2 separate regions of the Homo sapiens genome follow, and region 1 is linked to region 2. A link is an interaction called in ENCODE POLR2A ChIA-PET data of the cell type or tissue named here. Cell type or tissue: MCF 10A. All regions are shown on one strand. Links, peaks and the distances in the headings refer to the core of each region. The heading gives the core; the rest is flanking DNA. Region 1 overlaps TCF7L1 (transcription factor 7 like 1). Region 2 overlaps KCMF1 (potassium channel modulatory factor 1).

Evidence for each region. Peaks named below come from ENCODE experiments on the same cell type or tissue, not always from the same donor. Only the 100,000 strongest peaks of a DNase experiment are listed, where the experiment ranks them.
Region 1: POLR2A ChIA-PET joins it to region 2 with 5 read pairs; 2 of 35 experiments call an interaction of 5 or more read pairs at or near these places.

The regions. Positions count from the first base shown.
Region 1 is chr2:85,194,189-85,199,565 of GRCh38, reverse strand. All of the region lies in intron 3 of TCF7L1 (transcription factor 7 like 1), which reads right to left. Among named protein-coding and RNA genes, the nearest start is that of TCF7L1-IT1, 10 kb to the right of the region's middle. In MCF 10A, for the core only: no CTCF peak of the experiment used is centred there; no DNase peak of the experiment used is centred there.
Region 2 is chr2:85,050,781-85,056,157 of GRCh38, reverse strand. It overlaps KCMF1 (potassium channel modulatory factor 1), which reads right to left. Exons shown (of 7, transcript NM_020122.5): 7 at 1-3,010. The coding sequence ends at 2,749. Among named protein-coding and RNA genes, the nearest start is that of LINC01964, 14 kb to the left of the region's middle. In MCF 10A, for the core only: no CTCF peak of the experiment used is centred there; a DNase peak (open chromatin) is centred at 2,157.

The sequences.
Region 1 (5,377 bases), core at 305-5,304, 140 kb before region 2:
GGTCTGGGGTGGAGTTTGGGGACTGGTGTTTTCAAAAGCTCCCCAGTTGACTCTAATGTGCAGCCTGAGTTGAGAACCACTGCCCTAGAATTTGAGCTTTTAAAAGAGTCCCTGGTGTTGGTTTAGATATCTGTTATTTTATCCTTTCTCATAAACATGAGACAAACAAAATTTTAAATGGCTCACGGTTTCTGGCTGTTAGAACTCAGTAGAACTGGGATTTTATTTTATTGTCTCTTCCACATTTTTTTTAAGATCAGCAGATTGCCATTTTATAGACAGAGAATCTTAAATGCAAAATGGCTAAGAGACATACTGAGATCACCATTGTGAGCTGGGCAGGGACTGAATTACAGTTTCTTCCTTGGGAAGGAAACTGAGTTCTTTTTCTAGTTACTCCAGCCTGAACCATCATGGACATTAGGGACACCCTCTCAGCACAGGTGGTAGGACAGGCAGCATCTTGGCACTGGCAGAGACAGAAAGCCTGGGTGGAGCCTCACAGTCTGGGAAAACTATAAACTCTCAAGTCCACCTTCAGATTTGATGAAATGGAGCCTCCTCCTACCCCCACAAAAAACCTTTTTTCTTTACAGGGCTGGGAAGATGAGGTTTACATCACCTACTTATCTCTGGGAAGCCATCCCAAAGTGCTCACTTATTTAGATCACTACTGGTCTCATTTTCTTTTTTCTTTTTATTTTGGAGAAAGGGTCTCATTCTGTCACCCAGGCTAGAGTGTAGTGTCACAAACACAGCTTACTGCAGCCTCAACCTCTTGGGCTCATGCGATCTTCCTGCCACAGCCTCCAGAGTAGCTAGGACCACAGGCGTGTGCCACCACACCCAGCTAATTTTTTGTAGAGACGGGATCTCACTTTGTTGCCCAGGCTTGTCTCAAACCCCTGGGCTCATTTTTATTACTTTCCCCAAAGCTGCCGAAGTTGGTCAGTTGGGTCTGCATTAGGCTCCCCATTCATTCTGGAGCCCCAAAGCCACTTCTAAATGGCAAAGTCATGGCCAGCGAGGGCTGCTCATTTGTTTAGCTTTGGGAGTCTGTCTGGGCCTGAAACCAGCCCCTGCCTGTGGAAAATGCTCAGAACAGAGGACACTCCAGGCCTCTGAGACCAGAAGTGAGGGAGCCACGGACACCTCTCCCTGAGCTCCGGCTCTGCACCCCCTTCCCTACTTGCCAGCTCAAGGAGTGCACATGAGATGGTGGTGTTTGGGCTCTAATTGTGTTGAGTAATTGCTCAATGATTTTCTATGTAGTTCCCTGGCTCCCCTATCCCACTTTCTCACTCAGCTGTTTTATAAACTGAATTCTAATCTGGGTTTCTTCACAATGTCGCCTTTTACTAAAAGCTAATAAAACCCCAAATGGGAAATTCAGAAGTCGCAGCAATACCACATGACTGTAACTGAAGGTTGTTGGTCAACTTGATTTGGTTTTCAAGCTTGTAGACCATCTGAGGACTTCAGTCTCCCACCCAACTTTGTAGCAATAAAGGTCTTTGTCTTCCCTTGCACTGAACGTGAGTCCTGAACCTTTCTGAGGAGTCCTGCAGACAGCCTCACATGGCCCAGACAGCCCACTGGACCCCTCCTCTGCCACCTCTACTTCCTCACTCAGGCACCCAACACTGCTCACTGAAGTAAGTTACCCCTATGAGGCCACAGGCAGACTCTCTTCTAGAACCCTGCTTTGCACCTGCCACCTGGCCAGCTGAGCCCAACCCTGGCCACTCTGCACAACCAGGAGGCTGCTCAAACTCTCAGCAGAGGAAACATTTTCAGTAACGAGCAAAATCTCAAATCTCCAACACAAAAATCAGATGAATCTGTAAGAAGAACAAAGGTGTTTTGCTGCATCCTAAAAGGCAGGGTGACGATTGACAGTTGTCTTATATCAGCCACATCAGCTAATATTTTATTTTTGAATTTTGTTTTGATTGCAGAGAACCAAAAAAAAATCTTAATTTCCACAGATAAGTGGTAGCAAATGCTAATTAATGGACTTTTAGTAGACTGCCTTTTGATCCTAGGATAGCCTTTAGTCGCATCAGTGTTTGTTGGTGTTTCTTTCATCACTGTCCCACAAGGAGCCTTAGCAGACATTCTGCCTATTTGTGCCACCCCACTCCCGAAATATATATATATTTTTTGAGACAGAGTTTCGCTCTTGTTGCCCAGGCTAGAGTGCAGTGGTGCACTGTAACCTCTGCCTCCCGGGTTCAAGCGATTCTCCTGCCTCAGCCTCCCAAATAGCTGGGATTACAGGCGTTTGCCACCGCACCTGGCTAATTTTTGTATTTTTAGTACAGACTGGGTTTCACCGTGTCGGCCAGGCTGGTCTCGAACTCCTGACCTCAGGTGATCTACCTTCCTCGGCCCTGCAAAGTGCTCGGATTAATACATATTAATACATATACAATCACATACTGTTTTAGTAACACAAAGGAAAAAGAAGAGGAGGACTTACTTAGGCTGGGGGTGGTAAGTGGAAACTGTCCAAGTGAGAAGTGAGGTAACACCAACCTAGGCAGAGAAACCTGCACGCAAGGCCCTGAAACCGTGGAGTTTGGATGGCCTGCGGCAGGTTGGTGTGGCTGGGGAGTGCCGGGGGCTGAGGAAGAGGCTTGCTCCTCCTCCCCATCCAGGCAAGCAGCAGCAGTCACTGCAGTCAGGGGAAGGGGTTGGGCAGTGGGAATGCCTCACTTACTGGGTGACATAAAGCAAGGCAGGAATGCTTTCTCAGGCTTGGTTTCCCATGTATAAATTCAGAAAAACATCACCTACCCAATATAGAGGTGATTATTAAATGCACTATCCTCTAGAAGCTGTGGTTATTAACCTTGACTACACATTGGAATCACCTGGAACCTTATAAAGTCCGGGCTGGGTGTGGTGGCTTGCACCTGTAATCCCAGCACTTTAGGAGGTCAAGGTGGGAGCATCACTTGGGGTCAAACGTTTAATACCAGCCTGGGCAACATAGTGAGACCCTGTCTCTTAAAAAAAAAAAAAATAGTCCTGATGGCTGGGACCTACCACCAGGCCCGGCCTGGACATTCCAAATCATCCAAGCTCCCCAGGTAATTCCAATGTGCTGCTGGGCTGAGAATCACTGCTGCACAGCACCTGGCACAGGTAAATGTGCAGAATAACATGTGCTGGGTGCAGTGGCCTGCGCCTATAGTCCTAGCTACTCAGGATGTTGAGGTGGGAGGATCCCTTGAGCCCAGGAGTTTGAGTCCAGCCTAAGCAATATAGCGAAGTTTGTCTTTAAGAGAAGAAGAATGACATCGTTTATGTGGGCACAAAAGGCTCAAATGAATCATAAACTATTCAGGGATACACTTGCCCCTGGCATCTGAACTCCTGTCCCGAGTTTAGGAATCCCTGCTTCTCGTATGAGTCCTGGCAGGACGCAGGGTTCACCTCCCACTCTGGAAGCTGGAAATGCCAGCAACATCAACAGCACAGTGTCCTCACCACTCTGGTTTTGTGACTATTGTGGGTGCAGACTGGGCTGCTGCCTGGTCTCCATGGTTTGAGTCCACAGCCATCCCAGCAAGACTGGGAACCACCCCAATGTCCTTTAAAGAAATCCTTTTTCTGATCTCAGTCAGCTGATACCTACTGCTCAAAACTAAGAATGCTACTGATAAAAATATTCAGAGTAGGACTCTTTTTATGGTTTTTAAGAAAGAAAATAGGGCCAGGTATGGTGGCTCACACCTGTAATCCCAGCACTTTGGGAGGCCGAGGCAGGAGGATGGCTTGAGCCCAGGATTATGAGACCAGTCTGGGCAACATGGCGAGACCCCATCTCTACAAAAAATACAAAAATTGGCCGGGGGTGGTGGCGTGCCCCTCTAGTCCCAGCTACTCGGGAGGCTGCAGTGAGAGGATCTCCTGAGCCTGGGAGGTTGAGGCTGCAGTGAGCCATGATCCCATCACTGCACTCTAGCTTGGGCAACAGAGTGAGACCCTGTCTCAAAAAAAGAAAGAAGGAAAAAAAGAAAGGAAAGCAAAAAAGCAAGCAAAAAGCAAGCAAGCAAGAAAATCGGTCTTCATATGTAATGAGATCTTATTTATTGATTTATTTTTGAGACAGTGTCTCCTCGCTCTGTCACCCAGCATGAAGTGCAGTGGCACAATCACAACTCACTGCACCCTTGACCTTTTGGGCTCCAGTGATCCTCTTGCCTCAGCCTCCCAAAGTGTTGCAATTACAGGCATAAGCCACCACGTCCCATGCACGTTAACATTTCTTGAGCACTGACTGTGCCAGGTGCTGGTTCTTTTCACCTACCAACTCATTCAGTCTCCATGACAACCCTATTAGGTCTAGACTGTTATTATCCTGACTTTACAGATGAGAAAATGTAGGCAGAGAAAAGGGTAGGTAACTTGCTCAAGGTTACAAGGTTTGTAGGTAGTGGAGGTAGTTGGTGAACCCAGATGATCTTGCTTCAAAGCCCACAGTCCCAGCCACTACGCCATAGGGCAAATGCTGCGAAAAAGGACTGTAGGGAGACGAACTGTCCACACCTGTTACCTCGGGGGTGGGACTGGGGGGTGGAGCTGAAAGAGGCCTCTGATGTATTCCTTCTGTTTGCTTTGAACCTTTTGCAATAAGGACTACTCATGTATTATTTTCACACAAAGCAGTATTTTTGTGGTGATTAAACTTGAACCAGTGTGCCTGCGAACTAAAAGCTTGCAACAGAGACTCCACAGCAGCTGCTGCCACCATCCAAGAACTTGAGGGGGATTCTGCTCTGAATCTCATGCCAGGGGTTTCCTCCTGATTCTTCTGTGAGAACCCACTCCTGGAGTGTTTACTGTGATATGGCACACACTGCTGGTTGCTGTAATCACACCAGCTATTTACCCTGGGCTCAAGGGCACCTGGGGGCACACAATTCTAGACTCAAGTTTGGCTGGCTTAGTTGCAGGATCCCCATCATCCTCAGAAGATGCCCTGACCATGCTTTGGGTTTCCCTGCCCATCTACCCTGCCTACTTTTCCTACAATTTTCATTCTCCAAGGTCCAAATTCATATTTCTCCTGGCAGACTTGGTTTCTCCTCTTCTCTTGGCTCATTATCAGCCTGATTCTCCTGCCTCAGCCTCCCAAGTAGCTGGGATTACAGGCGTGCGCCACCACACCCGGCTAATTTTTGTATTTTTAGTAGAGATGGGGTTTTGCCATGTTGACCAGGCTGGTCTCGAACTCCTGGCCTCAAGTAATCCACCCGCCTTGGCCTCCCCAAAGTGCTGGGATTACAGGTGTGAGCCACCACTCCTGAATTCTGTAATTCCAACTTGGCAATGCCTTAGAGTCTGCCCACATCATTTCCCGAAGGTA
Region 2 (5,377 bases), core at 59-5,058:
TAGTAGCAAACCTAGGTTCTACTTCTGTGGATTTTTTTTTTTTTAACAAAACAATGCAATATAAATACAAAGATTTCACGGTAGCCAACCACAGAAATTCTGTCTTATGATTGCAGCCATACAAGGAAGCACAGTTATTTCTACTTGTTCAGAGCTGAAATTAAACTTCTTCCAGAGCACCTCGAGGGGAAAGATTTAAATGATTTCTAAACAGGAAGTAAAGACAAGCACTGTAGAACATTTATAAACTTATATCCTAGACACTCAAAACTCAACGAAACAAAAAATTCTCAAAATTCAGGATCTGGTCCTTAGAAATTTGAAGGTGCTGCCAAAATAAACAGTGGTATATTTTGATTTTGTCTCCATCAAAGTCTTTGCAATTAATTTTTATTCAATAGTACATCCAGTAATAAGATTTTCATTCAGAAACTAAAGAAAAAGGACACAAGAATTTCAAGGGCTTGAATATATTTTTATATTGATATTCTGTGTCGTTCTACCCTAAAATAATACATTATTGATTACATACAGGATGAGGTGAGGTATTTGTAAAATATCTGGTAAAAAATAATTAATATACAGTATTCTACATGAGATGGAATCTTATGACTCCTTAGGTCTTCTGCAGTGTTAAAAGTGATCATCTAAATTAAACTGCTCTGAATGGACTTACAGTTGTTCCCTAAAACCATGTTAAAAAATGAAGGCTTTTACATTTTCCCAGAATTTGTGCAGAAAAGGGAAAGTACATATAATTGGCATTTATTTCTCACATCCAAAATAATGCATTCACACAAAACCAGGATCTCCCATGTTTAGCATAAAAAGAAAAAAAATACTGGATTAGAGATATAAAATCTCAGAGTAATGGTTAGGTTAATCCACTAACACCAAAGAAATTCAAGTGGTCAACAGTCTTGAAAATGCTTTATTGAAATGTGTGACTTATGTGCAGATGTGTTTGAAAGACCACAGCTTGAAAACTGATTTTTGAAACTTCTCAACAACCAAATGAAAAAAAATGAAAATCCCTAATGGGCTTGACTTCTAGTGTAACCAGAAGCCTGGTGTAAAGTTTTCCTTTAAACATTATCCATTACAGAACTAAAGAAAACAAAGCTATTGTATTTGGAAATCGTTGGAGTTTGAAGTTTCAGAGGAGAAGCAACAGTTTTTCAGACATGTAGGGTGACTTCTTTTTTGGTTACATTTGGATGAACATGGACTTCACAGTTCTCGGAAGAACACCGGAGGGGTGTTCAAGTCTGTATGCTTGTCATGTTGAAGAAACGGAGATACACGGACAGGAAAGGAAAAGGATGACAGGAGAAAGAGAGGAGACTTTGAAAAGGGCTCAGAGAAAAGAGAACTGGAACGAGACATGATTAGGTTAAGTCTAGTTATAAATTTATCAGAAGCTGTGCGCACCTTTTTAAAAGTCCTAAATTTACATTCCAAAAACTGCCCTCCCAACCCCCAAACCCGCTGTCCCTGCCTTGGAGCTATTGTGAAAGTCTATGCACAAAAACTGAAACAGGAAATAAAAAATAACCCGGCCCTTCCAAACCCCAAAACAAACCCAAAAAAAGCTGTACATTTTTTTTACACATAGGATTAATAATATAGGCATATAGGTGGCATGATTCAATTAAAAGGCTTTACTTTTTATGCCAGAAAAAACCCAATAAATAAAAGGTGCTAAAATTAGCATTAAGAATTTGGTTGTAATATACTGACAAATCTGGGAAGGCAAATCCTCAAAGCTCCCCTGATACTGATCTGTCTCAGCAAACTACAAAGCAAATACATAAATAATGCAAAATATGATTGAGAATGTGAGATTTTTAAAAACAAAGACAACATAATTCAGGTTAACTCTGTTGAACAGTCAATAAATGAAATTCATCTACACCTGAATAAAACATATTTAACAATTGAAAAAATTTTAAACAACCACAAAAAGTAAAAACTTTAAACAAACATGAACAGGATTTGTTTTTAGGGCACACAAAGGCCCCTGCAGCAGATTCCAACAGTAGCTTTACTGGTGTGTCTTCTACAGATGAGTTAAAGAGACAGGCTGAGCTCCACACAGGCAAGATGACTAACAGGGCGACAGGACAGTCACACAGGGCGGAGTGCCACACCCGGCTATAATCCCCAGATTCCACTGCAGAGCTGGCTTTGTGCGTAGGAGGCACACAAAGAAAGGTGATTCAGGCAGACATTATTCAAAAGCTACTTCGTCGTGTAACCATTGAATAATGTTTGGGAAAGCTTTGGGCTTTGTATTTTTTTTTTAAGTTTTACTCCTTGTATTTAACTTCTTAAATAACAAGGTCACTAAAACTCATGCACGCTGCAAAAAACCTCATGCAGTAGTTAAGGTAAACCATCCAAGCAGTTTTTATTCATTAATATTCATAAATACACACAGCAGCTTCATTAGAGATTTCAATTTTCCTCTTCAGTTTGAATGTGGAGTATTAGGAGAGCCTTTTGCATGTCAAGGTACAGGAAGCAGAGATCACCCCTGCACTGCTACCTACATTTACCTGCTAGAAGTAAAAATTAGTTAAGTGGAAATGATTATCATATATATTTTCTCTCTTCCTTTTGAATGTACACAATGTAACAAGAGTGACAGACCTGAAATTACAATCACCAAACAAACCCAAGATAGTTGTTGTCCACTTTCATTGGCAAATACAGCACAGAGGACATTGTCTGCGAATTGGGATGTCATCAAAGAGGAGGTGGTGGAGGCTCATTTCCTTTATTACTCTCTTTTAAATTTAGGTTTTCTAAAGCAACATCTAAAGGCATAATATCTACACAGCCCATAGCACCAAAATCTGCCATCTCCCCCCGATCATCCTCATCTGAGGATGAGCTCTCTTCACGCACTAAAGTGGACAGAAGGAGCTCTTGGACAAACAGGCTGCGGTCTGCACGCTCGCTTTCCATGGACTGGCGCTCCGTTTCAGACATTTTAGGATCATTCAACCTGTGTAAGTTAAAAAGAAAAGACCTTATTGTTAAAAAGTCAATGAACAATGGCATGGCCAATTTCTACAGTGCTCTCCACTGTGAAGTTTTACAGGTGGCAAAATTCAGAATGAGACATTGCTGGAATACTTGGCTGTAATTTATCCTTAATTGTGTTGAGACGAATTCCCCACACTTGTTGCAATACTGTTACCTGGAGGTGCAAATCTATGCTTTAATTAGACTCAATGAGAAAAAAAAAGACATTTAGACTTTTTCCACTCCAGAGAAAGCTAGGTGAAAATTTTCTAAGGAAAACAGGATTTCTTACAGATTAGATGCTTGGGAAAGTATCTAACCAGAATTTCATCTGGGGGTAAATAAAAAGAGGAAAATAAAACACAAAAACAAAATCTGCAGTGAACAGAATATTCAACTGAAAAATATCCTAAGATTTCCTCTGACTTTTCTCTATTACTCTATTTAATTCTTCTTGGTATATGCAGAAGCTAGAAAGGGCAAGAAAACACATACATACAAACTCCTACATTTCTTCTACCAAGGACCTACAGTGTAGCAGGGCAGACACAAGGTCTACCTGCCTGACTTGCTCCCCTGATGCATGTACTTATGAGATCTGGGCTATGCTGGGAAACCTGGCTCATCTGCACAGAGACTAGACAAATTTCTTGATGAAATATAACATTTAGGATATAAATGAAACTGCAAGGCTTGTGAGGATCTTCAAGTTGGGGTTAGCAAAATGAACTGGTCCCACTGTCAAAAGATTAGATCTGGCCAGGCACGGTGGCTCATGACTGTAATCCCAGCACTTTGGGAGGCCAAGGCGGGCGGATCACCTGAGGTCAGGAGTTTGAGACCAGCCTGGCTAATGTGGTGAAACCCCATTTCTACTAAAAATACAAAAAATTAGCCAGGTGTGGGGGTGCGTGCCTATAATCCCAGCTACTCGGGAGGCTGAAGTAGGAGAATCGCTTAAACCTGGGAGGCGGTGGTTGCAGTGAGCCGAGATCGTGCCATTGCACTCCAGCTTGGGCAACAAGAGCGAAATTCTATCTCAAAAAAAGACCGATCTGACTTACACACTCCAATAATCACTTTCTAAAAGGTCAACTATCTTGGACTTCAAAGAAACTGTGACCTTACCATCAGTTGCAGGGCAACATGAATAGGAACTGCCCCTGGTCAAAGAAAAGACCAAAAATAAGGCTTGGGCCCTATATATATCACATAAGAGCTGTGTGACCAGAGAGCAGGATCTCCCCTGCATACACTGCAGCCGTTCTCCTTGCCTTGAAAATTCACAATGCATGTTAATATATTTGAAGTTCTAAGAAGCCCAACAGTAAATAATCTCTTAATTTTCCTTACTTTGCTTTCTGCAACCTTATTAATTGGGGGTGGAAGAACATAAGTAATTACATATATTCCTTTGAATATATGAAGTTAAGAGAGTATTTCTGGGGAAATATTGCCTTAAATAAATCATATGAATATAATACAATAAAAGATGTGGAAAGTGGTTTGCAAACTGCATGGTACCATAGAATGTACAGTATCAGATGATAGAAGGGGGATTTCAAGAAGCTACAACCAGAATCCACAGACAGCACTCAGAGGTCACTCATACCATGCTCTGAGAGTTGGGTGTGGAATAAATGCACAGAAAAAAATTACAGATCAAGCTGAGTAGTTTGGGTCTTAAAAAAAAAAAGGATAGGGCAAGGGTGGGTAGGAAGATGTCTTTTCCAAAGGGCACTGGCAAGACATTCCACCCACAGTTCTGTGAACTCTCAGTAGAAATGCACGCTAGTAGATCTCCTTTTTGAGGTAGGGACTTAGATCTGGTATGTTATAGACCTGCTGCTGGTCAGTCCCTATGGGGAAGGCTACATGGCAGCAGGTAGCTCCATCTGTGGCTCTGTGGTTTTCTTACATTAAAGCAGCATTATCTGGTAATAACCAGGCACAGTTACTGACCTTGCAGAGATAATTCAAAGGTAAATTACCCATTTAAAATGTTTTTCTTGGTTTCATAACAAATGTTGATAACGAGTACCATTAATTGGACCTTTACTATAGGCCAGATAGTGAGCCAGACCATACACATACCAGTATTCCATTTAATCCTCAAAATAATTATCTCTCTAAAGGCAAAACTTCTGGGATACTGATGATAAAATTGAGGTTTGGAGGAGTGAAATGACTTGCCTGAGGTCCAAAACTTGTAATTGGCAAAGCTGGGGCTCTAGCCCAGGGATTTTCAAGCATTTTTTATTCTGCACCCACAATATGTTATTTATAACTATACACATGCACCACTGTATTAACAGAGTATGAGATAAAAGAAACATAAGTAGAAATT